Regions from separate parts of the Homo sapiens genome. Here region 2 is linked to region 1. The links are chromatin loops, found by intact Hi-C in ENCODE. Cell type or tissue: PC-9. All regions are shown on one strand. Each heading gives the region's core, and the rest is flanking DNA. Links, peaks and the distances in the headings are about the cores only. Region 1 overlaps FSIP1 (fibrous sheath interacting protein 1). Region 2 overlaps THBS1 (thrombospondin 1).

Region 1 (16,612 bases), core at 2,814-10,813:
AGAGATTGGTTATTTTTGATAAAGTCCTCCTTGAACAGTTGACTGACTTCTGGGAAAGTTTCCTAGGCAATAATGTGAATTAAAAATGTAGTAATTAAAAATACATTTTTATGAGGTTCCCAGGAAGTCCACTGGGATGGAAAGAAAGAAACATCCAAAATGCAATGCTTTAAACTGGAGAAATCGTTTCTGGAAATTTTAGCAGAAAAAGTTAGCCTATCACTTTTTCCTACTGAATCTCAAGCAAGTTTTTATTTCCTTTGAAGCAAGAATTATAAATGGAAACATAATAAAACATAGTAACAATGTTGAAATGTCTGAAATTTTTAAATTTTATGGTGTATCTTTAGGTTACTCACAGATTATAAAAATATCAAGCAGAAACTTATGATACTTTAAGCAAAGTAATTATCATATAATGATAGGCATATACTCTGACTCTATCTGGGAATACCCATTGACAGAATTTTGTGAGAACAGAGGAGATTTACAGATTTCCTCAAAAAAAAAAATAGCCTGAGACTTCTCGTTTGTACGTATGTGATTGGGAGCCGTGTTGGAGTTTAAAAAATCAATGATTATAGTTGCCTTCTTTTCCCATGTTTAAATTTTAATTTTCCTTTCATTAGTCTGCAAAATATAGTGAAGCTTGGCAAAGTAAAGAGGAGATGGAAAATACAAAAAAATTTTTATCTTTGACTGCTGTTTCTGAAGAAACTGTTGGTGAGTAGATGGAGATGTCATTCAACTTTGTTTTTATCTGAGTCATGGAATATTTGGATTAAAGTAAAATTCCCAATCCAGTTTTTCTGTCCTGTTCTTTGTGAGTTTGACTGTTCTTTAGGGAAATAATTGATCACATTAGGTAGGATTATATGAAACTACTCCGAGCTTAGGTATGTTTTGGTGTCTTTAAGTGTTTGTGTCTGCTTGATGGTAAGGGGGACAGGGCAGGGACAAACTGGGAAATAGACAAAAGTATGTCATTGCCTTTACTTCCTTGTCTCTTTTAGGTGTCTTTAGACCCCACTTTCTGCATACAATTCCCTAACTGCTTATGAGCCTGTGGAACTCCTTTTGTTAAAATCTATGACCGATTTGTCCTATTTCCTGGTCTCTCACAGTCCTATATTTTTGAGATGAGCCAATTCTGCATATTTATTTCTGCCTTTCTCCTTTGTTTGTATGTATATTTGTGAATCTTCCTTTTTGAAAACAGAAATATTATGGAGTCATGTAACCTTTAACCCATTTATATGATGGTGAAAATTTTAGGGATTAGAAACATTTTGTATTTTTGTATATTCTAGTTGAAACATCAAAAAATACTAGTCTGGCCTATATTAAATTCATAGATCATTTACTTTTTGCATCTTCTGTTTCGTTACGGAGGTAACACATGTATAATCTATATAAGAAAATATTGGTTAAACAAAAAAAATTACTATCAGCTAAATTCTCAACTTGTAGAGATAACCACTATTAATATTTTAGTTTACTCTTTATCTTTTGAGATGTGTTTAATGCAAATATCCATGTATATATTTTGAGAATAAAAATATGATCAAATTATATATGTATATGGTATTTTGTAACCTTTCCCCCACTAATTTGTATTTCACGAGCACCTTTACCTGTCAATAATAGATGTGTGTGGTAGTTTGTTTCCAAACGGCTGCCATTAGTTCCTTCCCTTTATTTGTGTTCATTCTCCTCCTCATTTAGAGATGGAGTCCATGTTTCCCTCCCATTTCAGTCTTGGCTATCCTGGAACAACTTTGATTGATATATTACAGCAAAAATGATACTATGCCATTTCCAGGCCTTGTCTTTAAGAAAACAGGCAGTTTCTGCTTCCCTTAGAATGCTCACTCAGAGGAAAGCCAGCCATTATGTAAGAGGTCAGGTTACCCAAGGCTGCCATGCTGTGAGAAACCCAAGCAAGCCATATGAAGGGGCTATGCAGAGAGAAGATGATGGTGGCCAGTTCCTGGCTACAGTGATTTTGGTAATGTCTCTCTCAAATTCATGTCCACTTGGAACATTGGAATGTGTCTTTATTTGGAAACAGGGTCTTTGCAGAGACTTAGTTAAGATGAAGTCTATTGGATTAGGGTGGGCCTTTAAAAAAGAGGAGAGGACACAAAGAGACATAGAGCCACAGGGAAGAAGGCTGTGTGAAGATAGAGGGATGTAGCTACAAGCCAAGGAATGCAAGGATTGCTGTAAGCCAAAAGAAGCTAGGAAGACCCAAGGAATCATTCGGAAGGAATGCTCTGCTGACACCTTGATTTCAGATATCTCTTGATTTCAGATATCTTGTAGAACTGTAGAGAATAAATTTCCGTTGTTTTCAGCCACCCAGCCTGTGATAAATTGTTATAGCAGCCCTAGGAAACCGATACACTGACTGTTCAACAGTTTCAATGCAGACACTGAATAAAAGAGCAAGCTTGGACATTTCAGCTCCACTAAACACAATGCAGAGAATAACCAAGACTAGACATACGGCCCCCTGACCTGCTCCAGGCATCTCCAGCCAAAGGGAGCTACCCAGCCATCTGAGGCCCCATTCATAGTGGAGCAGAGATAAATTGTTCCTGCTGTGTCCCTCAAATTCCTGGCCCACAGAAGCATGAGCATAATAAAGTGTTCACTGTTTTATGCCATTAACTTAAAAATTTTTATTGTAAATTGACAATTTATATTTATGGGGTACAAAATGATATTATGATTTATGAATACAATATAGAATAATTAAATCAAGCTAATTCGCCTATCCATCACCTCAAATACTTAACATCTTTTATGGTGAGACCATTTGAAATTTAGCCTCTTAGCAATTTTGAAATGTACAATACATCCTTATTGATGATATTCACCACACCGTGCAATAGATCTCAAAGAAAAACCCTTATTCTTCCTGTCTAACTGAGACTTTGTACCCTTTGGCCATTATTTTCTCATTTTCCCATCCTCCAGCTTCTGGTAACCACCATTCCACTCTGCTTCTATGAGTACAATTGTTTTGGATTCCACATATAAATGGGAACATGTAGTATTTGTCTTTTTGTGTCTGGTTTATTTTGCTTGGCATAATGTCCTCTAATTCTATTCATGTTGTTGCAAATGATAGAATTTCCTTCTTTTTAAAGACTGAAAAGTACTCCATGGTGTCTATACAACACATTTTCTTTATCCATTCATCTGTTGGTGGATACTTAGGTTATTCCATAACTTGGCTATTGTGAGTAGTGCTGCAGTGAGCATGGGAGAGCAGACATCTCGTTGACAAACGAATTCCAAAGCTTTTGGGTAAATGCCCAGAGGTGGGATTTCTGGATCATATGGTAATTCTATTTTTAGTTTTTTGAGGATCCTCCATACACTTTTCCATAATGGCTGTAGTAATTTACATTCCCACCAACAGATTGCAAGGGTTTCCTTTAATCCACATCCTCACCAACAATTTATCTTTTGTGTTTTTGGTGAGAGCCATTCTGACAGGAGTGAGATGATAGTTCATTGTGGTTAATTTGTATTTCCTGAATGATTAGTGAGGTTGAACATTTTCTGCATATTTGTTGTATGCCATTAAGTTTTATTTTTTACTTTTTATTTTGAAATAATTTTAAATTTATGGAAAACTTGCATAAGTAGTACAGAATTCCATATACCCTTCCCCCCTGCTTCTCCTAATCTTACATAACCATAGTGATCAAAACTCAGAAATCAACATTGGTATAATACCATTAATTAAAGTATAGACTTTCTTAAAAATTTACCAGTTTTCCCACTAATGTCCTTTTTATTTACTAGTATCCAATCCAAGATCCCATGTTACATTTCGTTGTCATGTCTCCTTAATCTCCTCCAATCTGTGATAGTTCCTCAGTCTTTCCTTGTCTGTCGTGATGTTGACCCTTTGGGAGAGTATTGGTCAGCTATTTTGTAAAATGTCCTTCAGTTTTGGTTTATGTGATGTTTTCTCATGATTAGATGAAAGTTATGAATTTTGGCAAGCATACTCTGGAAGTTATGTGCCCTTCTCAGTCAATCACACTTGGTATACCTAATGCTGTTATATATTATTATTGGTAATGTTTCACCTTGATCACTTTGTTAAGATGGTGTCTGCTGGTTTTCTGCACTGTAAAATTACTATTTTTTTCTTTTACAATTAATACATATCTTGGGGGAGATGCTTTAAGACTATGCAAATATCCTGTTTCTTCTCCAGCTTTCACCTACTAATTTCAGCATCAATCAGTAGATCTTGCCTGCAATAATTTTTACCATATGCCACTAGATTTGGGTGATTTTGTAATCCAACAATAGATAACTGGAACAATGTGCATCAGCATTATTTTTAATGATTATATATTAATTCATTAGATGGATGTGCCATCATTTGTTTAACTAATACCCTTCTATTGAACATTTAGATTATTCCCTTAGTTTTTCAATTTTTTAAATTACACATGTTGCAGTGACATCCTTAGTCAATTATTGCAATGATTACCTTCTGTGGTTGGCTGAAAAAAATCCACCCCAATCCCCCAAGAGATATCTATGTCAAATCCCTAGAGCCTGTGAATGTTACCTTATTTGGAAAAAGGGTCTTTGCAGATGTGATTAAGTCCTGGAATATTGAGATGGGCCCTAAATTCCATCATAGGTAGCCTTATCAGAAAGAGATGGAGGGAGAAGAGGTAGATAAGGAAGAGGAAAAGGTGCTGCAAAGACGGAGGCAGAGATTGGAGTGATGCAGCCTCAAGCCTGCTGGCAACCATCAGAAGCTGGAAGAGGGAGGAACAGAAATTCCTCTAGAACCTCTGGAGGGAACGTGGCCCTGCTGACATCTTGATTCTGGATTTCTGGCCTCCAGAACTGTGAGAGAATAACTTCTGTTGTTTGAAGCCACCAAGTTTGTGGTAATTTGTTAGGGCCGCTATAGAAAATGGGTATACTTTCAAATACATTCCTAGAAGAGAAATACTTAGTCCAGGGTTGGACTTTCACAAGATTTTTATTCACATTGACTTATTGAAATCAATTTAGACTCTTACCCACATTGTATCTGAATATTATTTTTCTATGCCAACGATGGATTTTGTAGTTATTTTTAAGCTTTGTTTATTTAAAGTGGAATCACAATAATTTGTATTTCTCTGATTATCAGGGAGGTTATAGATTTATTCTTTGGTTTAGCTAAGTTGTGAGTTACCTACTCATGTCTTAGTCTCTTTTATAAAGTGAGGTATTCTTTATTGATTTGAAAGACTTTTTTAATATTAAGGATATTAATTATTTGTCACAAACACCATAAGCATTTTTCTAACTTTTTTTTTAATTTTGTGACATTTCTTGCTCTAGTTAGTCATTTCTTTTATGTTATCATTCATTGGTACTCTGCTTTAAAAGGCCTTTTATGTCTCAAGATTGTATAAAAAATATATATTTTCCTTTCATCAGTTATAATTTAATGAAAAAATTTAAATATTAACCCACTTGAGATTTATTTTGGTATTAGATATGAGTTAGAGAGTTGATTTTGTTTTTTTCCCCCAATTTGCTAACCAGCTATTCCAAGACCCTTTATTGGATAATCTGTCATTTCCCCACTTATTTGAAATGCTAGCTTTATCGTGTAGGAACTGGGTTTATTTTCAGATTTTCTATTTTATTCCATTAAAATTTCTGTCTGTGCTGATGTTAATACCACTCTATTTTGATTATTGTGTCTTTGTAATATATTTTATTGGGGCAGTATTTTGGAATAACATGGTTTTCTCAAACCTATTTTTTTTCTGAGTTTAGCAATGACTACATTATTTTTTAAAAAAGAGATTGTAAAAGCACCTCTAAAGCTATAGCTTATGAACTGCTTTTTTATTTATTTAAATGTCTAAAGACCAGTATATGAACGTAGTCTGCTTGGAAAAGTACAACTTACTAATATATTTCATTCAATGTTTATCAGTAATTCTATACCTTCATAGAAATGAGACTATACCCCTTATTCCCCCCCCTCAAAAAAATCCATGGACAGTGTCAGGAATGAGATTCTGGATATTATAGTATCTCAATGTCTATAGTTTGGAAACCAGGAGTCAAATACTGATTTTTCTAGTGGGTAGGGCTTTTCTGAAAGACCAAACCTGCTTGTGGTTGACTCTGGAGCAAGCAATGTAAGACAGGCCACTCTGTAAGTGGATCTATGGTGGCCTTTTAACATTAAGCTTTTCGGTCACAGAGTTCACTACCCAGTGAACTTTTGGTCCTGGAAGGCAAGACATTTGTTTTCAGTTGCCCTTTTTTCAAAACCAAATCAAAACTGTCAAATATGTTTAATTTTTAAAGCTCCTGGCCCGTATATTTGACTTAAATCTATGCTCACATTGTATTTCTGGAGTTATGTGACTGCTGTAGGCCCTGTAGACACTTCCCATAATGTTAGATTAGTCCTGATGTTCTAACATGGAAATTAAGTGGACTTAATGATATGAAAGCTGGAGCTGCAAGGGGCTTGAAAGCTATGTTAAGAGAGAATCATTGTTTTAAACATGATGACATTATTAAAGCTTCAATTTTTAGATTCAGACTTCTTAGTTATTATGTATTGGCAGTGTGTGCAAAGCAGGTAAGATGCAAAAGTAGGGTCAACGTAAAAGGAAAAGGGAATACAAGATACTGTTAGGTGAACCAGATGTCTGTTGCACTTCACTCTTGCTACTGACTGTCTTAATTAGTTCACACTTGACCAGTTCACCAAAATGAAGAGGTAACATTATTGTATTACTGGCTTCTTCAGATTTAATTAGAATCTTTTTTTGATGATTGTTCTTTTACAGAAAAGCCAAATTCCTTAATGAAATTTCCTGCTTGCTGTTTACTTCATAGACATATGTTTTGGAGTCATTTATTGCCACACATATCTGTTTTTTTTAAATTCTTAAAAACAAAAAAGTAGTTAGCATTTACTTTAGGCTGCATTATTAACCTAATTATATTAATTTGTTTTTTGGACTACATAACTATTACCTTATTCTAAAAGAGGAAACTTTTGGAATAATCAGCTTAAACTTGGTATTATTAGCAGAATATTTTCACTGCAAGTATGAAAGAAATAATTAGAAACACAACAGTCCAGTTTGACCTCATGCCACGGATTTTTTGAAAGTCTCATATTCCTGGTATTTCAACATAAGCACTATCATAAGGTGGTACGAAGCTACTTTCATCTGTTCTACAATGAAATGAATTTCCCATTACTCATTAGATCTCAGCTACTGTTTTAATTAGAAATGTATAAAAATTTAAAAATTATTTTAATCAATCATATATAGCCATACATTTCTAAATAAGATATTTTTATAAGTATTATTAGGAAAACAGGAAAATTTTGCCTTTTTTTCCTGTATAATTTTTTGTTGCCAGCACAGTTTCAGGCACTTGTAAATTGTCCAGTAGGTGGCAGCATCTAGTTACAATAAGTACTTTAAAAAGCCTTAAAGCATTTAAAAAAATTTTAAAGCTCCTGGCATACATTTTTGGCTTAAACCTATAGAGTTCACATTGTATTTCTGGAGTCATGTGACTGCTCTACACCCTGCAGACACTTCTTGTAATGTTAGATTAGTCCTGATGTTCTAACATGGAAATTCAGTGGACTTAATGATGTGAAAGCTGGAGCTGCAAGGGACTTGAAAGCTATATTCAGAGAGAATCATTTTAAGCATGATCACGTTATTAAAGCCAGACCTATTTCAGCATACCTATCAATATACCCAAACCTACTTTCTTTCTTTTCATTTTTTGTCTTTAAACAAAGGGAGAAATTCTTAGGATGGATATTTTTCTTTTCTAGTCAGTTTTTCTTATCCTCTTATTTAAGAGTTAGCTTCAGGTTGGGTGGGTGGTTCATGCATGTAATCCCAGCGCTTTGGGAAGTGGAGTCAGGAGGATTGCCTGAAGCCAGGAGTTCGAGACCAACCTGGGCTACTTAGCAAGACCTTGTCTATACAAAATATTTAAAAATTAGCCAAGCATCAGGAGGCTGAGGTGGGAGGATTGCTTGAGTCCACGAGTTTGAGACTGCAGTCATGCCATTGCTCTGCAGCATTTGTGACTGTGTGAAACCCTATCTCCAAAACACAAACAAACAAACAAAAAATTAACCTTAAGGACTTTGGGCTGATGGCTGAATGGCAATTTCCAACCTGTTTTCAGCTTCCAAAACACAGAACCCATCCCAGTTGGCTTATAACATCACAAATAAGCAACAGCAAATAAATGAAGAAAATAACTGTGGTTGGATAGTGCATTTACTTTTATTTATAGGTGCTAAACACAAAAGATGCCTTGACTCCAAGAGAAAGTTGAAAACAACATTAAATTGATTTATATCACATTTGAACCTTATAATCCAGACATATTAACCTCAAGTTTACTGGGATTTTGAAGTAAACAATATTGTACTTGCTAGAGATCTCTGAAGTATTTTAAAAGTCTGTCCCATCCCATTACTGAGGGGTCACTTTTGGGTTTTTTTAGAGGCATGTTGCAAAAATCAAAACTCTTTTACATCGCCAGGAGTTTTCCCTTAGTTTCTATCATTTATCTAATGAATACAGGTAGAATTCAATATTCTTTGAGACAAATACATCTAGTGACAGGGTTGCTTTTTGATAGAGGTTATTCTTTTTGTCTTTGTCACGTTTCTCTCTTGTGTTTCTAGCTCCAAATATAGAAATGCATATAAACACAAAACATCAACATCATAACCAATTAGGCTTTTTCAAATTTGAGAATACTTTTTTCTAGGTGCCTTTTCTGTGAGACTCAGATATATGATACTTCTGCTCTTGGATGCTTGGGTTAAATACTCAAAGAAAATCTGGTAGTCTCTTTCTACTCTGATATGCAGAGGGTAGAGGGAGGAAATCACATAACTGTGCTGACTGACACAGGCAAGGATTTTGGTTTTTAATTTCTGTTGGAGTCTCAGCATTGTTTAGCAATCTCTTGCATTCTCCAAAATGGTGATTCCAAACTATTACTATGTGCTTCATCTCCCATCTTCTGCAAGACCTTCACTGTCTTGGTTGGTCTTCCTTTCCAGAGAAAATGAATCTACAGGGTAGGAATTCCTTTTACATTCATTTCTTCTGTTTCTAAGCTTCATCCTGACTGTGTTCATTCATCCTCTGCCTCTTGCCTCTAACTTTAGATGGAGGGAAGGTACTCTTATTCTCTGAGGCCAAAATCAGTAACATCCCATCCCTTTCACTGTGTTCCTGGCTGTTGGTTTGTTCGTCATTCCATTTTTTCATCTAGAGCTTCAATCTCTCTGGCTCTTTCCCTTTAACTTACCATGTTTAACTCTTCTAGTCCTAAAACAGAATCAAAAAGCCATTGAACCAATGAATAACCAACAGAACATACAAATAAGCCTTTTTCCTCATTTTTTTTTTTAATCTTACTCTAAAACAGACACCACTCAGTTTCCCTCTTCTCCTTAAAGGTCAGACTTCTTGAAAGAATAGTCCACATCTCTTGGTGCTACCTGGTCAACTTCCATTTACTTCTTAACTTTTCAGTGTCTGTATTTTCTACTGTCACGCTGTGGAAGCTGCTTCATAAGTGGTCCTCCTAAATTTGAAATCTAATGGCATACCTCCAGTTTTGATTGTACTTGACATCACTGTAGAATCTGACACAGTGACCTCTCATAGCATAGTGCAATTTTTACTGGATTTGTTATTCCCTGCTGGTTTTCTTCTTTTTCTTTCCTTCTTCCTCCTATTGTTGAAACTTATTCCTTCTTTTATATGTTTTCTCTGCTTTAGTTAATGGTTTCATCACCCACCTAGTCTCCTAAACTAGAAATTGAAGAGCCAGCCTCAGTTCCTCTGTTATTGTTCTTTTACACTTCTTCCTTGAGTTCCCCAAATGAGTATTTGTTCTGCCCTATCTGTATCTGACCTGTTTTTTTTTTATCCCCATTATTAAATGGTTTGGTCTCAGCATTTCTCTATCAGATTATTCAAACAGTTTTCAGTCTCGCCTCCATGGTGTCATTATTTTCCTGCAAGATCATTGTACTGGTTATCTAGTGCTGTGTAACAAATTACCCCTAAAACATGGCAACCTAAGCCAACAAACATTTATAATCTCACAGTTTCTGTGGGCCAGGAATCTGGGAGTATCTTAGCTGGGTGGTTCCGACTCAAGATCCCTCCTGTCAAATGGTTGCCGGGGCTACAGTCATTTGAAAGCTTTATTGGAGTTGGAGAATCGGCTTCCAAGCTCACTCACATGGTTGTTTGCAGACCTCAGTTTCTTGCTGCCTTTGGGTTGGAGACCTTAATTTCTTACTACGCAAACCCCTCCATAGGATGCGTGTATGTCCTCACAACATGGTAGCTGACTTCTAGAGCACTTAGTAAGTGCTCAACAAATTGAGTTATTATTAGTAATCCTGTGATTACTAGACGTTACTGCATCAACAGGAACATGGTTTGTGTCTCTTATATTATCATTTATATGTCAAAGAATTTCTTCAGGTTTCATACATCTGTTAGCTATGCATAGGTCTTATATATCTTTTTATTGTTATTACCCTGATTGGTGTTTAGCCCATCATATTTATAAAGGGTTATTAATGACATAGACGAAAGTTAGTGACTTTTTAGACATTTATAATTTGTTTTCTATTTGTACATTTAACTAAATTATCTTATTAATTTTAATTATTTTTACTTGTTTACCTTTTTTTTAGTTTATGAACACATAACCAGGAAATAATGTTAATTTTTGTGTCCTTTTTAACAATTATTCCTATGCTGAGAGCTGTAAGAACTTAGTGTTGAAATTTATTGAATGCATTTCAATATATATTTAAATTATCATAAATTTTTATTTCATGTCCAACATATTTAATGTTTTAAAATTAATGGATTTAAATACCAAATGAGTCTTTTATTCCTGGGCCAACCCTTCTTGGTTATGGAAGATTATTCTTTTAATTTAGTACCAGATTTAAATGAATGAATTTATTCAGATTTTTTGCATCTATATTTATAAGCAAGGTTAGTTGTGTTTGTGTGTGCACACACAGGTGTGTGAAATGTTTGTTATGGTATAGGGGGTGAAGTTGAGGGTGGAGAGTCGATGTATGTGTGTTTGCTTTGTCAGGCTGTGTGAACTTCATAAAATGAATGGGGATGGCTGCTCACTTATTTCTATGATTTGAAACAGTTTATATAACACAGGGATTATCTGTTCCCTTCAAATTTGAAAGATTTCACTGGAAAAACCATCTGGTTCAAATAATTTCTTGGAGGCACTTCTCTGACTCTTTTCTCAGCTGCCTTCATATTTGCTATTCTATTTCAGGTTACTAGCTATTCTGGAGTCAATTTTGGCAATGCATCCATGTCACTAAGATTTTAAAGTATCCACTTCATGAAGATTTAAAAATTTACTAACATGCAATCTCAGATAGTCTTTTAAATAATAATTCTTTTTCATATTGTTTGTACATCCTCTTTATCTCTAATTTTGTTAATGTTTTCTCAATCTTTTTAACCTGGAAGTTTTTTCTAAACTTTTTATTTGGGCACAGTTTTACATTCATAGAAAAATTATGAATATGGTACAGAGATTTCCCCTATACCCACCCCCAGTTTCCCTTATTATGAATATCTTGCATTTGTATGGTTCATTTGTTTCAACTAGTGAACCAATATTGATATATTCAGGTTTCCTTAACTTTTACTTAATGTCCGTTTTTTGTTCCAGAATCCCATCCAGGATGCCACATTCCATTTAACCCTCATGCCTCCTCAGTCTACTCTTGGCTATGACACTTTCTCAGACTTTTTTTATTTTTAATGACCTTGACAGTTTTGAGGAGTACTGGTCAGGTATTTTGTAGAATGTCCAAGAGTTGGAATTTATCTCATGCTTTTCTCATGATTAGACTGAGAGTATGTGTTTTTGGGAGGAAAACCATGGAGTTACAGGGTCATTTTCATTACATTACATCATATTATTAACATAACATTGCTATTAATGTTAACTCTGTTCACCTGGCTGAGGAAATATTTGTAAGATTTTTCCACTGTAAGTTACCATATTTCCCCATCCTTTGCCACACTCTACTCTTTGGAAAGAGATTGCTATTTGCAGCCCCTGCTTAAGGAGTGGTGCTGGGAAAACTTGCTAACCATAGGAAGAGAGATAAAACTGGATCTCTAACTTACCATGTACAGAAATCAACTCAAGATGGACTAAGGATTTAAATATATAAAAATTCTAGAAGAAAACCTAGGAAATACTCTTCTGGTTATTGGCCTAGGCAAAGATTTTATGACTAAATTCTCAAAAACAATAGCAACAAAAACAAAAATTGACAATGGGAACCTCATTAAACTAAATATACTAATCGTTATTTAGAAAATGATGATGACTTTCTTTTCTTCTCCAGAATTTTGTACAAGTCCTATATTTTAAAAATGAATATTGAGTCTCATAATATTGTGGTCATGGTTTTGATATTCTTAAAAATAAATTTTATTGTGTATATTTAAGGTATTACAACATGATATGAGATACATATATCTATAAATATATATGGTAAAATGGTTACTATAGTGAAACAAATTAACATATCAGTCACCTCACATAGTTACCCATTTCCTCTCCCCAAACCCCCATCATGGGAAGAGCAGCTATAATCTCATTTAGCAAAAATCCTGAATGTAATACACTATTATCAATTATAGTCCTTGAGTTGTACATTAGATCTTTAAACTTGTTAGTCCTACATATCTGCTATTTTTTATCCTTTGACCTACATTTTCCCATTTCCTCCCAGTGTTCTCTCCCCAGGTAATCATTGTTTTATTCCCTTTCTCTGTAAATTTGACTTTTTTTTTTGGATTCCACATATAAGTGAGATCATGATCATGCGGTATTTTTCTTTCTGTGTCTGGCTTATTTCACATAGTATTATGTCCTCCAAGTCTACCCATGTTGTGGCAAAAGGCAGGTTCTCCTTTTTTAAGGCTGAGTAATATTCCTGTGTGTGTGTGTGTGTGTGTGTGTGTGTGTGTGTGTTTATGTATTACAGTTGCTTTATCCATTCATCTGCCAATGGACACTTGGTTTGTTTCCATATCTTGGCTATTATGAATAATGGAGCAATAAACATGGGAGTGCAGATGTCTTTATGAGGTGGTGATTTCATTTTCTTTGCGTTTATACCCAGAAGAGGAATTGCTGAGTCATATGGTAATTCTTCCTATTTTTAATTTCTTTAGAAACCTTCATATTGGTTTCCATAATGGCTCCACCAATCTGTATTCCCTCAAACAGTATACAAGGGTTCCCTTTTCTCCACACCCTCACCAATAGTTGTTATCTCCTGTCTTTTTGATAATAGCTTTCCTAACAAGTTGTTATCTCACAGTAGGGTTGATTTACATTTCCCTGATGATTAGTGATGTTGAGCACCTTTTCATATTGTTGGTCATTTTTATGTTTTCTTTGAAAAAATATCTATTTACTTTGCCCATTTTTAATCAGGCTATGTTTTCTTGCTATTGAGTTGTATGAGTTCTTTATAAATTTTGAATATTAACACCTTATCAGATATATGATTTGCAAATGTTTTTCCCAATCTGTAGGTTTTTTTCTTTTATTGATTGTTTCCTTTGCTAGGCAGAACCTTCTTAGTTTGTTGTAGTCTCATTTATTTATTTTTGCTTTTGTATTCTGAACTTTTGGTGTGATACCCAAGAAATAATTGCCCAGGGTGATATTAAGGCACTTTCCCTCTATGATTTCTTCTAGGAGTTTTGTAGTTTCAGATTTTATGTTTTGGTCTTTTATTCACTTTGAGTTGATTTTTGTGTATGAGGTAAGATAAGAGTGTAATTTCATTCCTTTGGATGTGGAATTCCAGTTTTCCCAGCACCATTTATTGAAGAGACTACCTTTTCCCCATTGTGTCTTCTTGGGCCCTTGTTAAAACTTAGTTGACTGTATATGTTTGGATTTATTTTTGGGATTTGTATTTTGTTCTGCTGGTCTGTGTGTCTGTTTTTATGCCAGTATTATACTGTTTTGATTACATTAGTAATACTAATTTGATCACCTTTCTGTGTGATGCCTTCAACTTTAGTTTTTCTTTTTCAGAATTGCTTTGGCCATTTGGGGTCTTTTGTGGTTCCATATGAAGTTTAGGACTTCTATTGCTGTGAAAAATATTATTGGGATTTTGATAGTGGTTGCTTTGGGTAGTGTGGACATTATCACAATATTGAATCCTTTGATCCATGAGCACGGAGTATCTTTCCATTTATTTGTGTCCTCTTGAATCTCTTTCACCAATGTTTTATAGTTTTTAGTGTCCAGGTCTTTTACCTCCTTGGTTTAATTTATTCCTGAGTACTTTATTTGATTTTTTTGATGCTATCATAAATGAGATTGTTTTCTTGATTTTTTTAGGCTAGGTTGTTTGTGTATAGAAATGCCACAGATTTTCATATGTTGATTTTGTACTCTACAACTTTTCTGAATTTATTTATTACTTCTAATAGTTTTTTTCTGGTGGAATCTGTGAGGTTTTCTACATACAAAATCATGTCATCTGCAAGTAGAGATAATTTTACTTCTTCCTTTCTGATTTGGATGCCTATTATTTCTTTTCCTTGTCAGATTGCTCTTGCTGGTCCTTCCAGTACTGTGTTGAATAGAAGTGATGAGAGTGGGCATCCCTACCTTGTACTAGATCTCAGAGGAAAAGCTTTCCGTTTTTCCCCCTTGGTTATGATGTTAACTGTGAACTTTTTATAAATGGCCTTCAGGAAATTTTCTTCTATACCTAAACTCTTGAGAGTTTTTATCAAGAAAGGATGTTGAACTTTGTCAAATGCTTTTTCTGCATCAATTGAAATGATCATGTGGTTTTTGTCTTTCAATCTGTTAATGTTATTTATATATCACACTGATTGATTTACATAAGTTAAACCACCCTTACCTGCCAGGGATAAATCCCACTTGATCATGATGTGTAGTCTTTTTGATATATTGTTGAATTTGGTTTGGTGTAATATTTTATTAAGGATTTTTACATCAATGTTCATCAGAGATTCCTGGTGTGTAATTTTCTTTTTTGTGTTGGGTCTTTGTGTGGCTCAGGTATCAAGGTGATACTGGCTTCATAAAATATGTTAGAAAGTATCCCCTCTAGCCTGGTTTTTTTTTTTTTGGAAGAGTTTAAGAAGTATTGGTATTAATTCTTCTTGGAGAGTTTGGTGGAATTCAGCCATGAAACCATCTGGTCGTGGGGTTTTCTTTGCGGGGAAGTTTTTAATTACTACTTCAATCTCTGTGTTTATTGTAGATCTGTTCAGGCTTTCTGTTTCTTCCTGATTTAATAGTGGTAGTTTATATTTTTCTAGGAATTTATCCATTTCCTCTAGGTTATCAAATTTTTTGACACATAATTATTCATAATAGTCCCTTTTGATACTTTTTATTTCTTAGGTGTCTGTTGTAATTTCTTTGTTTTCATTTCTGATTCTAGATATTTGAGTCTTCTGTTTTTTTCTTAGTCTAACTTTTGTTGATTTTGATTTTTCAGAAAAACAACTCTTAGCTTTATTGATTTCTCCTTCCCTGTGGCTTTTCTATCCTCTATTTGATTTATTTCTGTTCTGATCTTTATTATTTTCTTCCTTCTGCTAACTAGGTTTAGTTTGTTATTTTTGCAGTTCCTTGAAGCATAATGTCAGGCTACTTATTTGAGATCTTTCTTCTTTTATAATGTAGGCATTTATTGCTGTAAACTTCCCTCTTAGAACTGTTTTTGATATTTTGAATTGGTTGAAATTTTCTTTATAGCTTATTAGAGAGGTTCTCAATTGTAGGAGACATTTGGATGTGTGCATTTTTGGTTGTCATAAGGATGTGCTGCAGGGGAGAATGAGGGAACTACTGGAATTTATGCCACTATGCCAGGGGCCAAGTTTGCTAAAGGTCAGGAATTGCATAAGGAAGCTCCACACGGAGAATTGTTTTGCCTGTAATATGATTAATACCCCCAGGGAAAATTCACCTAATATATGATTAACTTTTATAAGTACTCCGTGGACACTTGAAAAGAAGGACTGTTTCTCTCTGTGGAGAACAAACTTTGAAATGTGCAAAATGTCCTTATTACTTGTCTATTTGATTTGCATTCATCTTAGAGAGTTCTGTTAAGGTCTTTCAGTATAATTGTGCTTTTATTAGTTTCTGAAAACTGATTGGAATCCTTCAATATAGTAGAAAATGCGTATTATTTGTGAAACCAAAAAAGAAGAACTGGAAGAAAGAGTATATTAACATGAAATGACAAGAGGATGATTTAAAAAAGAAGCTGATTAAGATGAGAAAGGATTACAAGGAAAAATAGGAAAAATGCACTTATTGGAGTAATGAGCATAATTAAGACTGCAGGAGAATCAAGGCAGTGAAGGATGCTCCACAACATGAAGGGATAAATAGATGAGGAAATGATGAAGTAAATGATAAGTGTGGAGATAGGGAATAGGAATTC
Region 2 (16,612 bases), core at 5,126-13,125, 160 kb after region 1:
GAACTAGATTGTTTGAGAAAATTTTCTTTGTTATAGTATAGTCTTACTGGTTTGCAGGAGAGCGGTGAGATTCTAGAAACAGTGACCCTATTAGCTGATCTTTTCCATTAAAAATATTTTGGATTGCTCTTAGGGAAGTCCTTAACTCATCATTGCCTTAATAGTTTTCTGTTTGTCTCAAACAGGGTGTGCCTTCAGACCTCATAGTTACTATTTGTTAAATTACTTTTCCAAGGCTACACGTTGCTTCTTCAATGCCCTTAGTGACTTAACCTCCCTTTGTCTAGTCAAACCAATGCTCTTCCAGAGTTTATTTGGTCAAAATATCAGAGATGCCATATTAGAAATTTCTAATGTGAATTCATTTTTTAATATAAAACCTTAGTGTATAGTAAGTTTATATTTGGTTAATTTACATCTTCAATTTACTTTCAACTAATTTTCTTTAATTCTTCTTGAGGTAGACTTTTCATATAAATATTTGCTGTTGATCATTTTCTCTATCATTTTAGCAGTATAAAATGAACAAAGGCATGCTTGAGAGTTTTGATATTTAATTGTAATGTCCTTATCACTTTATCAGTTATTGGAAACTTCTGGTTCTGTTGCTTCATTCAAATTGGGTAAAGTAAAAAGTTACTGAAGATCCGCTATTGTGACTGTAAACTAGGTCTATGGACTAGTGGTGTCAGCATCAACTGGAAGCTTGTTAGAAATGTAGAGTCTCAGCCGGGCACTGTGGCTCACGCCTGTAATCCCAGCACTTTGGGAGGCCCAGGCGGGCAGATCACCAGAGGTTGGGAGTTTGAGACAAGCCTAACCAACACGGAGAAACCCCATCTGTACTAAAAATACAAAATTAGCCGGGTATGGTGGTGCATGCCTATAATCCCAGCTACTTGGGAGGCTGAGGCAGGAGAATCGCTTGAACTCGGGAGGTGGAGGTTGCGGTGAACTGAGATCATGACATTGCACTCCAGCCTGGGCAACAACAACAACAAAAAGAAATGTAGAGTGCCAGGCCCACTGCAGACCTACTGAATCAGAGCCTGAATTTTAAGATACCCCGCAGGTGATTTGTGTGCATGTTACAGAGTGAGAAGCTCCGGACTAAATGGTTTACTACTTACTTCTACTTTAGGATTATCAAAAATAAATGGTGGTAGTGAAAATAATGTACAGAAAGTACCTTTTTTCCCATCTGCTGAATGTCTGCTTTTTTCTTCTTAAATTTCTTTTTAACGAAGATACTGCTGCATCCACATTGTCTTGTGATCTCTCCAGCCATCCATCTTGTCATTCTTTTGGGCAACCTTCCTCTTAGAGCAAGCATGCCCTGGGACCCTCCCTTGAGTTCTCTACTCTTTCTTCGTTAATATTTTGTTTGGAGACACATATAACCAGTATGGAACTATCTATGCTTTGCATACTTTTGATTGCCCAGTCTCTCTACTTCCGTCTGCCTTGAGCCGGCCTGGCATTTAAGCTATACTGAGTCTGTTCCTTAGCCAGTGCTGCCTCTTACCTCTGGCTGCATGTTAGAATCACCTGGTGAGATTTAAAACAGATTAGCAGCTTGGTTCCATCCCAGATGAATTAAGTCAATTTCTAGGGGTGGGTTCTGGCAGCAGTCATTTAAGTCAGTTTCTGAGATCAGGGTCTGGGTGATTCTGCTGTGCAGCCATGCTTTAAAACCCCAAGGCTCCATGCTATTCATTCATCATCCATCTGCCATCCATTCATTCATCGATTTACCCCACAAACATTTCATGAGATTCTCCTGTGTATTAGATGCTTTTCTAAGTTCCAAGAGTTTTTCACCTCAGCACTGTTAGCATTTTGAGTTGGACATTTGAAGGGCTGTCTTGTGCATTGTCGGGTGTTTAATGGAATCCCTGGCTTTTACTGACTTGATGTCAGTAGTGTCCTCTGCAGTTATGACAGACAAACATGTCTCCAGACATTGCAAAAAATGTTCTTTGGGGGCAAAATTTCCCCCAGTTGAGGACCGTTGTTCTAGGTATATTGATGAAAAATTTTTTGTTACTCAATCTAGTTCTATTGATGAAAATTTTTAAGTGCCTAAAGACAGACACTTAATTACAGTAGGGTGGGACAAACATAGTAAGAGCTTCAGGACAAAGTACATAGACAACACTATAGAGGGATGGGAGGTGGCATTTAAGTTGTGCCTCCAAGGATGAATGGTTATTTGCTGGGTGGGCAAAAAGAACACTCCATAGTGAGAGAATAGCACTTACGAAGGCGTGGAATTATGTCCCATCATCTCCCACCTCATGCATGGGGGTATTGTGATCCACTTTTCATTCATCCCACCTGCCTCTACATCCTGTTTAATATTTCTTCTCCATGTGTTGACAGTACCACTACATTTATCACTTTGCTCTGAAACTGCAAGTCATCTGCCCTTCATTACAAGGTTGAGTCTTTTTTTAATAAGAACTTTATTGAGATATAATTCATATATTTGTATTAGTTTCCTATGGTTGTCACAACAACTTACCATGACAGAAATTTATTCTCTCACAGTTTTGGAGGCCAGAAGTTTGAAATCAAGGTGTCACCAAGGCCACACGCCACCTGGAGGCCCTAGGAGAGAACGCTAGAACGCTTCCATGCTTCTTCCAGCTTCTCCTGGCTATGGGCATTCCTGGCTTTGTGGCCACGTCACTCCAGTCTCTGCCTCCGTCTTCACATTGCCTCCCTCCATCTGTGTGTGTTAATCTCCCTCTGTCTTTTTTGTATAACAACACTTCTTATTGAATATAGGGCCCACCCAGAGAATCCAGGATGATCTTCTTATCTCGAGAAGCTTAATTTAATTGCATCTAGAAAGACCCCTTTCACAGGTTGCAGGGATGAGGATGTGAGTTTTGGGGAGCCACTGTTCACCAGCTTCCTACAATTCATCCCATTAAAAGTGTGCAATTCAATTGTTTGTAGTATATTTACAGAGTTGTACCTCCATCACCACTATCAATTTTTTATTTTTTCCACCCCCGACAACGCAACATTTTGGGTATTAGTAATCACTTCCCATTTTCCCCAACCCCAGCCCTAGGCAATCACCAGTCTTTCTGTCTCTGTGAATTTGCCTAGTCTGAACATTTCATATAAATGGAATCATACGGCATATGGCCTTTTGTGACTGGCTTCTTACATTATGTCTTCAAGATTCATCCATGTTGTAGCATGTATCCATACTCCACTCTTTTCTATTGTTGAATAAGTCTCAATTATATGGATATATCACATTTTGCTTATCCATTCATCATTTGATGGACATTTGGGTTGTTTCCACTTTTTGGCTATTACATATAATGTTGATATGAACGCTTGTGTACAAGTTTTTGTATGGATGTATGCTTTCATTTCTCTTGGGCTTATACCTAGAAGTGGAATTGCCAGGTCTATGGTAACCTTCTCAGGAACTGCCAGACTGTTTCTAAAGCTACTGCACCATTTTCCATTCCTGCCAGTCGTGCATGAAGGTTCCAGTTTCTCCTGTTTCTCTTTGTCTTTTTAAAATTTAGTTCTATTGTCAATTCTGCATTTTCTGATAACCTTCTCACCAAGGGTAGAAAAATATTTCCATTCCTTTTCTGTTAATGTCACAATTTTTTTTCTCACTTCAAGAAATGAAAGGCGATCAGCTCTTATCTATTCTACATATAACATTTACTTTTGGTCTCACTGTACTTCCCAGAAACTTAGTAGAAAGCAAAATATTAACTTCTGTGTGTGTCTCCACATCCATAATCATTTTAGCTCCAAAACCTGTAGTGTTCTCCCTGAGCTGTAAGCTCAATGAGAGTAGGCGCCCTGATCTTTCTATTTTTCTCGTAAACTTTGTCTGCAGCTCGTGGTGACTGTTCAGTAAGTATTAAATGAGAGTGTGATTATTGCCTCATGTGTAAAGGGATTTAATATTTTATAGGCTGAGTTGTTTTTCTTAATTATGCATACATTTCTGAATCTCTAATAACTGTGGTTATTGTTTTTATGTGCAGATGAGCAGGAGACTAAAGATGCAGCAGAAGAATGTAAAGAACCCTAATCAAGGACTTGCTGGGTGTGCTTTTCAGAAAGTTGGTAATGAAGTTAAATTAAATTTCTTATTGAATTATTTGAATTCAATGAATGCACTGCAGAGACTATTCTTTATTGATTTTGACATTTGGAGTCGCTCTTTGTGGATTATATTTCCTTGATATTTTTGAGACTTGGGGTGTAATTGTTCAGTGGTTTTTGCTCATTAAAATTTCTGGGACCATTGTTTATAAATTTATTGCTAATCTTACAGTATTAGGATTCATTATAAAAACCAACATTTTAATGTATACGTGTTAGGGTAAAACTCGTTGAAGTGCTGTGATTGTCCTGTATTCAATTTTGTATGTTTCACCTCTACTGTGATTCAGACAGATCATGGTGGTCACTGGGAATTTTTGCTGTGGCCCTGCTTTTCCTTCTTCCCACTTGTCTCATGTCTGTGAAACTGGTACAACCTGCCATAAGATGAAATGAATTGTCTCAACAAAGCAATATTAGAAGAGCCTTTACTATCTTATTGGTGATGACACGTTTCTTAAGTAGGAGTTTGAGTGAATTATTTGATATATTACTTTGTTAATAATAGTTAACAATAGTTTCTTATTTTCTTTCAGAGTTTGGGCCTTTTAGATTGCATCAAATAAAGATGAGCTACTTTAAAAGACAGTCTGCGGTACTATTTGAAGAGAGATGGTTTAGTTACAAGTCAGTAACTTAGATTCATGAGAAAATTTTGTGTTGACATTCCATAAGATGAGTTGGCATTAGAATTGGAAGTCCAGTTTATTTCTGAATCAAAAAATGAGCGGGCTATTGTGCTGCCTTTAATAAAATTTGAGTGATGTATACATAACATTGTTTTTGCTGGCACATGTTCATCCACTGATACTGAATAACATTAATGATTGTTTATATGGAATTTCCTTGACTTTTTAAAATGAGGAATTCTATAGCTACTATTTTCAGAGGTATTGATAGGCAGTTTCTTTTTCCAGACACTATTTCAGTTTACTATTTGTTCATTTAAAATAGCAATTGTTCATGCTGATGTCAATGTGCTACGTATAATTTATCTTGATGCCAAGAGTTTTGCTGTGGGATGGAAGTATAAGTTAAAAGTTGTGATTTTAGATTCTCATAGGAATGCCATGAGGCACACTCTGTGTTTTAGGGTTTGGGTGGGAAGAATCAGAGGGCAAAGGTGATATGGGTGAGAATTTGTTGTGGGGCAGAGAGGGGCCAGTGTTGTCCGTCAGCGTTTCAGAGGAGTTCAGCTTTCTAAATCTATGCTTTTCTGGTATTTGATGTTTGTATGTATGAGAGAGAGAGAGAGAGAGAGAAAGAAGGAGGAGGGAGGGGAGGGGAGGGTAGGAAGGAAAAAGGGGAGGGAAGAGGGAGACAGAAAGAAACACAGAGTAAAATTATTTCTAGACTTGCACTGCAAAGGGCTTATGACTTTATAGTTTGCTTCTGCCAATGATATTTGGGACATAGTGAGCCTTTCTGTTATTTAGGTAAGGGGGAAGAAAATAGAGTTATTTTAAGTAATGAATTCTGCCATAAAAGAGGTGGGACCATTCACAGCATGTCAACTGAAGGTAACTCTAACAAGGACTGGTAACTAAGTCTGTAACGTAATTCAACAAAAAGCTTCCGGATTTTTTTTAAAAAGTCACCCTGATTTAGATAGAAAGTGTTATTAAAAATAGATGTTTTTATTTTGGATTTCCCTTTAGGGCTTAGTGTTTGTCCGGAACAAGGTGAAACCCCGTCTTTACTAAAAATACAGAATTAGCCAGGCTTGGTGGCGGGCGCTTGTAGTCCCAGCTACTTGGGAGGCTGAGGCAGGAGGGAGAATTGCTTGAACCGGGGAGGCAGAGGTTGCAGTGAGCCGAGATTGTGTCACTGCACTCCAGCCTGGGCGACAGAGCAAGACTTCATCTCAAAAATAAAAAGAAAAAGAAATTATAGAAGAGAGAGAGAGCCAATTTATTTAAGGAATGAATTCAGGAGCTTAATACTGGAGGCTTTTCTACATGTGACTCTTTAGAAAAAAAAAAACTGCTGGCACCACCTTTATTGTATGTACATTCTTATAAGACCTGGAGTTTATTGCTCTTCACTCGAGCTCTCCCACAACACATGACAATAAACTGTTGGAGGAGGAAAAAAGCTATCATCTCGATGACATAATTTTAATTTTTAACAAGTCCTTTATTTCAGTACAACCTGATTATTTGAAGGTCAGTCTTAGGGTGAAACTGGAACATGCCTGGAAGAAAAGCTCCTCTTTCCAGTCACTTTTTCTGTCTTATCTTGGTATTTTCAATCAGTTTTGCTTCACTATCCAAGAATGAATTAGAATTATCTCCCAGCACTTCAAACGTTGAACTCTTCTGATAATGAATGATGGTATTTAATTCTTTGCCATTTCAAAGAATTATTTCCTTCACATCAGTTTTCCTAACTCCACAGCTATTATCAACACTTTCTAGTTCCTGCTTCTTCACCTTGGTACTATAAAATGATTTGGCAATTTACATTTGTATGTGATCATGGCTACTCAGAAAGATGAGTATTTATAGAATGAGAGTGAAAATCAACAAGGAAGATTTTATCTCACCCAGCCAGTCCTTTCTAGTGTTTAATAGACCTCAAAGCCAGACCTTTAACCTACTCATAAAATTTCTTCTTTGATCTGTTTTCATTAAAACTGGAAATTAACTGGTCAGTATTCCACATTCATAATTAGCCCATCCAAAAATCAAGGTCTGCTTATTGGTACACTTGGGCCTTTTCTTCACATGATAATTTGTATTTAGACACACACGCATTTATGGATTCCTTCCAAATTTTACATTTTTTAGTCTTCTTTTTTGATTAAACTTATTATTCCTTCTTCAAGAGGAGGTATCTGTAATGCTTGGCTCAACATTGCAAGGACAGCTCCTCCCTCATCCACATTTACTTCCGAAGTGTCTCCACAACATGCAATCGTGTTGCCCACCCAAGGCATCATTCGTGGGTCAGAAAATGTCGCTGTGAGAGTTGCGTGTGCTTCAGTGTTTTTCCCTTTGTTTTCATACTGCACTTTGAAAAGGATTCAATGACATCTAATGACCTTAATAAGAAATTTTATTCTTATGGGGGCCCTTGACTTAGGGATAATTTCTCTTTTATATGTTTTTGATATGGCAGGCTAATGTATCATTTTGTTCTTTTATTCCACAAACGCAGCAAATTCTAAGCCTAGGCCTGAGCAACTCAGTCTTTCTCAATCACATACAAACTGTGAATGTTGCTATGACTTACTGTAATTTATTTTTGTATATGCTATATTGATTTATGAATGGTATTTACGCATATACTTCATGACATAAAGCCAGTAGAGAACAAATAAGCATGGATACAGTAAGTATAAATATAAATTTCCATATGATTTATTGTTGTTCCTTGTACATAAGAAACAGTAATATACAACTTACACTGCTTTAGAATGTAAAATGGATAAAAATGTGTACAAAAAAAAGCACATTCCTAGAAAAAGGTATTGGCAAATAGTAAAAATGGGAGGTCAAAAGCAAAAAAAAAAAAAAAAAAAAACAAAACAAAAAAAAGAAAAAACCAACAATTCTTCAATTCAGTGTGCAAACATTATATAAAAATAGAAATACTAACTCTACAGGCAGTATTTCCTGATAAATTATTTAAATAGCATATCTACACAATCTGAGATATCTATTCCAATGGCAATGAGAAAATAATTTATAAAAATAAAGCAATGGTATACCAGATGATAGAAAAAAAACATAACTTTCAGAAATTGTATTTAACATTTCAATGCTATTTCCTTATTGGGAATACTTCTCTGCAGAGTTTTTATGCTATGTACAACACTGACTTTTTAGGTACTACAGTAGCTTTAAGTTTGTTAGACACTTAAACTCTTTCCGCTTGATCCAAAAATTCTTTACTCAGTCACACAACAAATGAGGTAATATTTGTATGTAAGTTTCACCTTTTGTCATTTTTTTCTCTTTTGGAAAAATGAAAGAAAAAAGTGTATATGCTTTCCTTCTCCCTGGAAATATGCACAAGGGATGGGGTAAAACAGTATTGAAGACCTCATGGCTTTCTTTGCAATTTAAAACATTTGCAAATGGATAACCAACTAATTCCACTTGAAAAGATAAAACAGAGAAAAAAAGAATCCCATAACATCCACTCTGAGCACAAGGGGCAGAGCAGCTTATTAGACTGATTTTCCTTGTGCTGTTCTTGCAAGAGATTTGCTGATAAATGTCAACTACTTGCTCTCAAACACTTTCCGTATGAAGCCTAAATTTCCAGGCAGAACAGAGTTAATAAATAATCTGTATTTACAATCTTACAGTCACGAAGACTCTCAACAAAGATGACATGGATAGTCTTTACGCTTCTTCCTGTTCCATGAATAATCCTTCAGCCAGATCTTCCAGAATAAGTAAAAAATAAATATTTTACATCGTAAAGCATTTAAAAAAAATCTACATTCCAAAAGAGAGAATTAGAAAACTCCATGATAATTCAGGAAAAAAGAGAAAAGGAATGTTTTAGTTAGGTTGATAATAATTTTGTGCCATTGTAACCATAAAAATATAAGCACGGCTGCCCCTCCTTTGGGAGGCAGCTGGTGCTCACTGAGATGGTAGGTTTTCCTATTTTCCTGCTACATCTGCACAAGCTACATCTAGAATGAAGCCACCAATTTCAATGTGACCAGGCAATGGCAGCCAGCACTGCCTTACACTGGTTTGATTCTGATTCCCTAATTCTGGCCACTGCAGGTGATGAGTAAGGGTGGGGATCAGGGAGGAAGTCCAGAAGCCAGTCTTTGTCTCCCTTTCCTGCTTCTATTTAAGTGCCTATTTACATGGGTTAATCAGCTAACGCCAGTCAGCATCATGAAATCCAGCAATAGTCTTTCAATCCCCTGAAAATGACTTAGTACCGAACATGTAACAGTTCCTCCATATTTTCTTCATACAATCGTCTCGGGTATGCGCCCTCCCCTTAGTGCTTTGGCCTCTGCTCCCCGTGTTCCTGAAGGAGGATGTCAGGGTGGTTTTGTTTGCTAATTCTAGTGAGTCCTCCCTTCTCTGACATGCCTGAAAATGCTTTTGAGTCCACTGCTCAGAGATGGCCTCACAATAGCACCCTGCTCTGTGACAAAGGCAGAGTGGAATGGGCACCTTCCCAACTGAAGCAAGTAGATGCTTTTTCAAAAGGAAACCAAAGCAATTGTTTATATGCTTGGAAGATGTCTTATTCATTGGAGGCTGAATGCTGAGTCTGTTTTTGAAAACTGCATTTTCTTGAGGCAGGTCGCACGTTCTAGGAGTCCACACTGATGCAAGCACAGAAAAGAAGGAAGCCAAGGAGAAGTGATCCTGGGGGTTTTCTCAAGCCCATAGTTCCAGAAGGTGCAATACCAGCATTGGTTTATGATCAGTCTTTCAATCAACAATTTGATGATTAGGGATCTGTTAAATAAACAAATATAAATAAATATACAAATGAAAACTAATTCATAAAAGCATAGACATCTTAGTTAATAAGTTAACCACATAGGAATAGCTCTACTTTTCTAATGACAAAAGCCTAATTTTAAGGTTGTTCAAGCACATTAGCATTTAATTTTATTAGCTGACATTGATGCTAGGAGACCGACACAGCGTGAACCTTCCAGAACATATATTATGCTTTCCAAAGGCTTTCAATGTTAACAGTTTAGGGAGTCTTATTTTAAAAATTTGGACTCAAAAATTACATTAATAATTTAGATTTTTTTGAGTAAAATCAACCATCTTTCTCTACTGTCATTGATCTTTTAGGTATCTGGCCTTGGCCCAGTAAATATATATTAAGCACTTATTTTGTGGTAGAGCCAGTGTTGGACTCAGCGAGCTTAAGTAATGACTAAGTAAAAAAGAATGAGGAAAAAAAATGCTAAGTTTAATAGTGAACATTAATTTAACATGCCAATATGAAAGCAACATTCCTCTCCCTTCTTTGTATACAGGGAAAAGTTGGGAATGCTAACTCGTGCTGTGATGGCATGCATAAAACAATAAGCAGTAAGATATATAAATATATAATTGTAAAGAACAGTATTATTAATGAAGTCCAAATTATATAGGAGCTTTTCTGCAGCTTACCTTTGCACTGTGTATGAGGAGCACAGAGATTGCTAAGCAAACTAATATTATAGCTAAGGACTCAGGAACTCATAAGCCACAGTGCCTAGGCATTATTCCATTTTTGTCCTTGTGTCCTCAAAAGCAAAATAGAAATAACCCTGTCTCCAAAACAGTCTTTACACTGGACTCCCCCATAACCGTCATCCTTGATATTAGTCTGAAATAGAGATGTCCAGTGTACATTCATGGTGATGTTGCTCTTACCTCTACATTCGTATTTCAGGTCAGAGAAGAACACCATTTCTTGAGAGAAGACAAACAACCCTAGTCTACCACCAGCATAGGTTTTATCATAGATGGGTCCTGAGTCAGCCATGATTTTCTTCCCTTCATACATCACCACTCTGCAGGGAAAAAAAATCTTGTTTAGTGACAATGCTATTTAATACTTTTTGTCTTTTTGTCCCTCAGTGTGACTGTAAGTGAAAGTGAATCAGTATGATCGTACCTAATGAAACCCGTCTTTGGCCTGTGGCTGAGACGCCATCTGTAGGCGGTGAAATCTTTCCAGCCTATGTGACGAGGGTCATGCCACAGGGTGCGCACCTGAAGGAAAAGGAAAAGGAAAGGTTGAAACACAGCTCCTTCAGGTAAAGATTTCTATTTCATTCCATCAGAAACAATGCTTGAAAGGTACTGAGCTGATCTAAGTTAGAGGGCTGCAATGGGGAATTTTTCCAAGTCCTCTCATATTTGTTGTGTGCCACTGAGCACACATATAAAGCAGACAGAGAGGAGGGAAGGAGGTTTTTTTGTTTGAAAAGGCTGAAGGCACCTTAGGATTTGCAGGGCAATTCTTGGTCAAGCTCCCTTTTCAACACTATTATGTTTTTACAAAGCAGAGTTCAATGCTGCAGCTGGTGATGCTGGGAACTTTCTAAGACTCCCTGGTCAGAGTCTTGGTCAAAGCACAGCATCCCCAGTGCTAGTCAGGCACCCATAAGCTCTCTCTCTGTTCCAGGGCTTTGCTTCTTACCTGGCCAGGGGTGTTTCCTGTGTGCCACAGGGCGTTCCGCAGGTGCTCGCCAGGCCCTGTGGTGGAGTTTACAACTTTCACAGAAAGGCCCGAGTATCCCTGAGCCCTCGTGGGGTTGGTGTCCCAGTAGGACTGGGTGACTTGCTTCCACATCACAACATAAAAGCGGCTGCTGGACTGGTAGCCAAAGACAAATCCAGCATAGTCATCGTCCCTTTCGGTGTTGATGAAGAAGGTGCCACTGAAGTCCACAGCATTAAACTCATCATAACCTGGAAGAAGAGCCCAGAGCCAGGTTAAAACCTGCAGCCTTCAGAAGGTTCTCCATCATGTTCCTAGACATCCTCAGCACCCACAGGGATAGGTACAACTGCCAGGTTTTATATTTGTTTTTCCCCATGTATGCATCAGTCTCTTAGGATCTAAGAACTCGCTACTCACCTACAGCGAGTCCAGGATCACAGTTGACAGTCTGGACGAGTTCTTTACCCTGATGGCGTACAACCCAGTTAGGGTCATTTTGGGATGTCCCTTTGGGGTCCAGAGGAATCATCTGGAATCGGCGGAAATCGGTCTCACTGATGTCAACATTCTCAGGACAGATGTCATCGATGTCTGGCACACTGTCATGGTCAAAATCATCTTTGCAGGCATCACCTCGACCATCGCCTGAGGTCAAAAAAGCAAGAGTTCAGCAAAATTCTAAAGTGCTATTATTATTACTGGTGTCAGAAATGTCACTATCTTGTCTAAGTTGGCATTTGGTCCCTTCATCCTGTCAAATGCTTTGAGCCTTGGTTTCATTTCTTCAATCTACACAGCTGTGCCAGCAGTCCCTGTCTTAGAAAGTGGCTCCCATGACTCACCGTCAGAGTCCTTCTGGTCGGGATTGGGCACGAGTCTGCAGTTGTCCTTGTCATCAGGAATGCCATCGTTGTCATCATCGTGGTCACAGGCATCTCCCTTGCCATCTTTGTCATGGTCAGCCTGGTTGGCATTGGGCACATAGGGACAGTTGTCCAGATTGTTCTGGTGGCCATCTTCATCAATATCCTGATTGTTGTCACAGGTATCTCCAATGCGGTCTGAGTCAGAGTCCAGCTGAAAGAGAGATGTAAATGGAGGGTAAATTGCAGTATAAACCATTCATGTTAAAGATAACTTATGCCCCCACCACAGGGAAAATTCTCCATTGTTTGATACAGCCAGTGGGGTGTCATGTCTATTTACACACTCCTGCAGAAAGATAGCAATAGTAGCAATTACATTTTAAAAGTTTTTTTCCTTTATCTTTGTTTTCGTATAAAAATCTGAGAAGGGATAATTTAAAAATGTTTTACATATAAAACTTTCTAAATAAGGTCAAATAGAGTGATATTTAATTACTAAAGATGAAATGAAATGTTAACTGTTTACATCTTAATGTTAAATGAAATTTTCTGGATACTTTATAACAGAGAATTTCCTTAGAAGGTTTCAGTTGTAAAACTGTTGACACGTCGACTTCTCTGAAAAGTCCTGAAAAGATGGAAACAGACCACTGGTCCCTGTGTTGTATACTGTCTGGGTAATGTTTATGACAGGGATAAATTACTTTGGTTTTGGATGTATCCTTAGTTTGATGATTTTCTTATAGCTAGATTACATCATTAGCCATGAAAATGGTTATTTTGCTTATGCACATTTATTTTTCCATCTCTTAGTATTACATATGATTAATATTATTGTACAGTTGTCAGTCACAGATGTCTGCTTTGTATAATTTGTCTTAACAATGGTAGACGATGCTGAGCAAGTCCAGTAGCCCTTCTTACAGAAGGTAAGACTGAAGTTACCAGATCTTCATGCTAAAGATCTGTGAGACTCTGTGCAAGGAGCTCACATCAGGCAAATTATTTACATGAACGTATTCCAGTTGGCTATGAGAAGCCAGGGAGCCACAGTAATGAAAGTGTTTGAACTTTGTTAAGCTCATTTTTCAAAGGCCATGAAAGGGATATTCCAACAGTTTACTGAAAGACTCTGAAAGGAGTCCATCCACCTACCTGATCCGGATTGTGTTCCAAGGGGCAATTGTCACACTGATCTCCAACCCCATCCATATCAGTGTCTCTCTGGTCCACATTGTAGACGTACTGGCAGTTGTCCCGTTCATTGAGGATACCTGAAGAGAACAAGGGACAAATAAGAGCTGGGCTCTCCAGCCTTGGATGTTTCCACCAAAGTGCATACTAATAGCCAGGACTAGACAGAAGTACGTTTGGAAAGCTGTGCATGTCCCTGTCTCCCGCGGGCCCTCTGATCAGGCAGCACCTTACCGTCTCCATCAATGTCTGCAGCACAGGCGTCTCCTTCCCCATTGTTGTCTGTGTCTGCCTGATCTGGGTTGTGGTTGTAGGGACAGTTGTCACAGCGGTCTCCCACATCATCTCTGTCATAGTCATACTGAGCTGGGTTGTAATGGAATGGACAGTTGTCCTGCAAAGAGAAGAAATGGAGCACTTAACAATGTTGTCCTTGAAAACAGCTCAAGCCTCAAACCATGTGCATAATATGTCTAAAACTGTGAAAATCAGCAATACTTTCTACCTAGTGGATAGGCTAATTGATCACTCAGTGTAAAACGATCACTACAAAAGTTAAAAGGACATAGTTAAAAAAATGGATCCCTGTGGGTTAGAAGTTAGTGAGATGTAGAATATAATCCCATCATCTCAGTTCATAGTGTGCCCAAAGTCAATTTTACTGTAATTTCGATGTGACATTTGAAATGAATCTAGGGAACAAAGTGGCATTTGTTTATGCATTATAATTTCTCAAGTACAGAGAAAAACAGTTCTGATGAAAAACAAAACCCTCATTTAAAAATTCTCTTGGCAACATCTACATCCTTAAACTACTGGAACACAATGAATAATTTCTAATTATCCTGTGTATTGATTTGGTATATTTTTTGCTATAGCCATGTAATTTCCTTGAATCCCAAAGTGTTTCAGGCTGTTGCTGAACTGAAAAGATGAAAAAGGGATAGAAAACTGTTTTTACCCTGTCATCTGGAATTTTATCATTGTCATCGTCATCATCACAGGCATCACCAATTCCATCCTTGTCATAGTCTTCCTGCCCTGAGTTGGGAAGGTTGGGGCAATTATCCTAGGAAAGAGAAGATATATATCACTGCTTCAGTTGCCTTCCTCATGCTGAGCTCATGCACGAGGGAGTGTACCTGGAATTCCAAATAGAAAAAGAACAGAATTTGGCTCAGTAACAGCATATTTTTTTTATGGGAAGACAAGAAAATAAAACTTTTCTTGGGGGATATACATACAGAATTTGTGTAAATGCTCTAGGCTTTATAGATGTTGTGAACACAAGTCATGCTTTGCTGGTATTTGGATAGAGTACTGAACTTTTTTTTGGACAGAAGAGTTGACTATGGAACACAGTTGCCCAAAAAGAGCTAGCCCTGTTCATGTTTTTGGCACCAAGTGATTTAATTTTAATAGGAATTAGTGCCCCTCTCCCTTTGGGAGATTTAATCTTTCAGTTTCATGTCCAAACTTTAAGTATTTAAAATTCCTTAGCCTGTGTTTTGATAAGGTGATGGGCCCTCTTTCTGGAGGCACACAAAGGACCTGGCTCTACCTTTTTGCAGTGGTAAGTCGCATTGGCCACGCACACCAGGTTCTCATTGGGCCAGCCATCCAGGTCTGTGTCCTCCCCGCAGATGATGCCATTGCCAGCGTAGCCAGGCTTGCACTCGCAGCGGTACATGGGGTCGCTATAGTGGCCCAGGTAGTTGCACTTGGCGTTCTTGTTGCAGTCGTGGGTCCCATCCGTGCAGGGGTTACGGGGCTTGCACACCTGAGGGTACACCATGCTGCTGTTACACAGAGCTTTTGAGAATCCTCAGATATCATGGAAACAAGAATCCAGATCCCTGTCATCTCTGAGTAGACAGAGGCTCCATTTGGAAGAGTGTGGGTTACCTCTGTCCCTCCCCATTCTCCCTGAGGCTATAAGCAAACTTTGCTTTATGTTTATTTTTCTTGAATTTGCTCAGCACCTAGGCGTTTACAAGTCCATCTGCTCACAACTTATTCCAGAGCAGCATTTTTAAATATGGAAGACTGTTTTTCCCCTGCAGGATTTACCATGGATTTTCTAATCACGTTTCTAAAACTAGACCGTACATTCATCTCCTCGCCCTTTTTTTTTTGGTGAAGGGTATGAAATTACATTCCTCCCGCTCCCAGTTATTTTGGTCAAGGACAGCTCTCCTGTCCTCTGGTTTACTCGTCTAGTTGACTGTACCTGTTTGTTGGCCGTGGCATGTTCGACACCCTGGCCGAAGGGCTGTGAGCCGGTGAAGCGTGGGGGGCAGGGCAGGCAGTTGTAGCCGGGGTCCGTGTTCTCACACCGGTGCTCTCCATTGTGGTTGAAGCAGGCATCAGGCACTTCTTTGCACTATGGAGGAAATAAGAGCGTGCATCATGTTTAGAAGTCACTGCCATAAGGAAGCGACTGCACAGGTTAGCTGCTTTCCTAGATCCAGAAACTCGGAGCCCCATCAGTTCCTCACCTCATCAACATCTGTGCACTGGATGCCATTTCCACTGTAACCAGGGGGACAAGCACCACATTTCCAGCTGCCATCAGGGTAGCTAGTACACTTCACGCCGGCAAAGCAGGGATTGGACAGGCATCCATCTGAGACAAGGAGAGAGAGACAGTCACAGTAAATGGTTGGTCTAAGCTGCCATACTGCCATGCTGGGCACTTAACACAGTGTAAGATATTATAGGGTATAGGGAACCGATAACTTGTTGGGATTATGTTGTCCACCTGCATCTTAGAGCAATCAAATCGCTCAGGACTAACCAAGCTGGAATCTCCTCGAATGCTGACTGCAGCATTCAGTAAAAGAGCAAAGCTCCTGGGTCGTTTCATCCTGGGCTGCGTGGCTCACCAATTGGACAGTCCTGCTTGTTGCAGATCTGGTTTTCTGTTACATCACCAACGCAGTCCTTGCCTCCAAACTGGGGTGTGGGGTTGTTGCAGAGACGACTACGTTTCTGTACCCCTCCTCCACAGGTGACAGAACAGATGTCCCATGGTGACCAAGGACCCCAGCCTCCATTGACTGTAAGAAGATGAACCACAGGCAACAATTAAGATCAACTTTCAAATCCCTCCCTTGTCATAGACTCTCCTAAGCCCGTTCAAGAAACCTCTGCTTCTCTGACACATGGAAAGAATGCTGGGGAAGAGGGTGAGTTTGTTTTTCATTAAAAGAAGTTGCTGAGCCTGCAGGACTTTGCTT

What was found. A loop is a pair of places that touch in the nucleus more often than their neighbours do. Peaks named below come from ENCODE experiments on the same cell type or tissue, not always from the same donor. Only the 100,000 strongest peaks of a DNase experiment are listed, where the experiment ranks them.
Region 2: a loop joins it to region 1, with 5 times the contacts of the local background. A loop is called at or near these places in 68 of 110 quality-filtered maps.

What each region holds. Positions count from the first base shown.
Region 1 is chr15:39,747,932-39,764,543 of GRCh38, reverse strand. It overlaps FSIP1 (fibrous sheath interacting protein 1), which reads left to right. Exons shown (of 12, transcript NM_152597.5): 5 at 630-723. Among named protein-coding and RNA genes, the nearest start is that of FSIP1, 27 kb to the left of the region's middle. In PC-9, for the core only: a CTCF peak has its summit at 7,501 (motif pointing right); no DNase peak of the experiment used is centred there.
Region 2 is chr15:39,588,346-39,604,957 of GRCh38, reverse strand. THBS1 (thrombospondin 1) reads right to left here. Exons shown (of 22, transcript NM_003246.4): 10 at 16,259-16,432; 11 at 15,872-15,999; 12 at 15,604-15,756; 13 at 14,935-15,153; 14 at 14,335-14,442; 15 at 13,608-13,767; 16 at 13,335-13,453; 17 at 12,156-12,390; 18 at 11,731-11,958; 19 at 11,290-11,561; 20 at 10,762-10,859; 21 at 10,518-10,657; 22 at 5,492-9,596. The coding sequence ends at 9,589. FSIP1 (fibrous sheath interacting protein 1) reads left to right here. Exons shown (of 12, transcript NM_152597.5): 12 at 4,032-4,927. The coding sequence ends at 4,078. Among named protein-coding and RNA genes, the nearest start is that of THBS1-IT1, 11 kb to the right of the region's middle. RefSeq lists an enhancer at 10,360-11,559. In PC-9, for the core only: no CTCF peak of the experiment used is centred there; a DNase peak (open chromatin) is centred at 10,037; H3K27ac peaks cover 428 bases.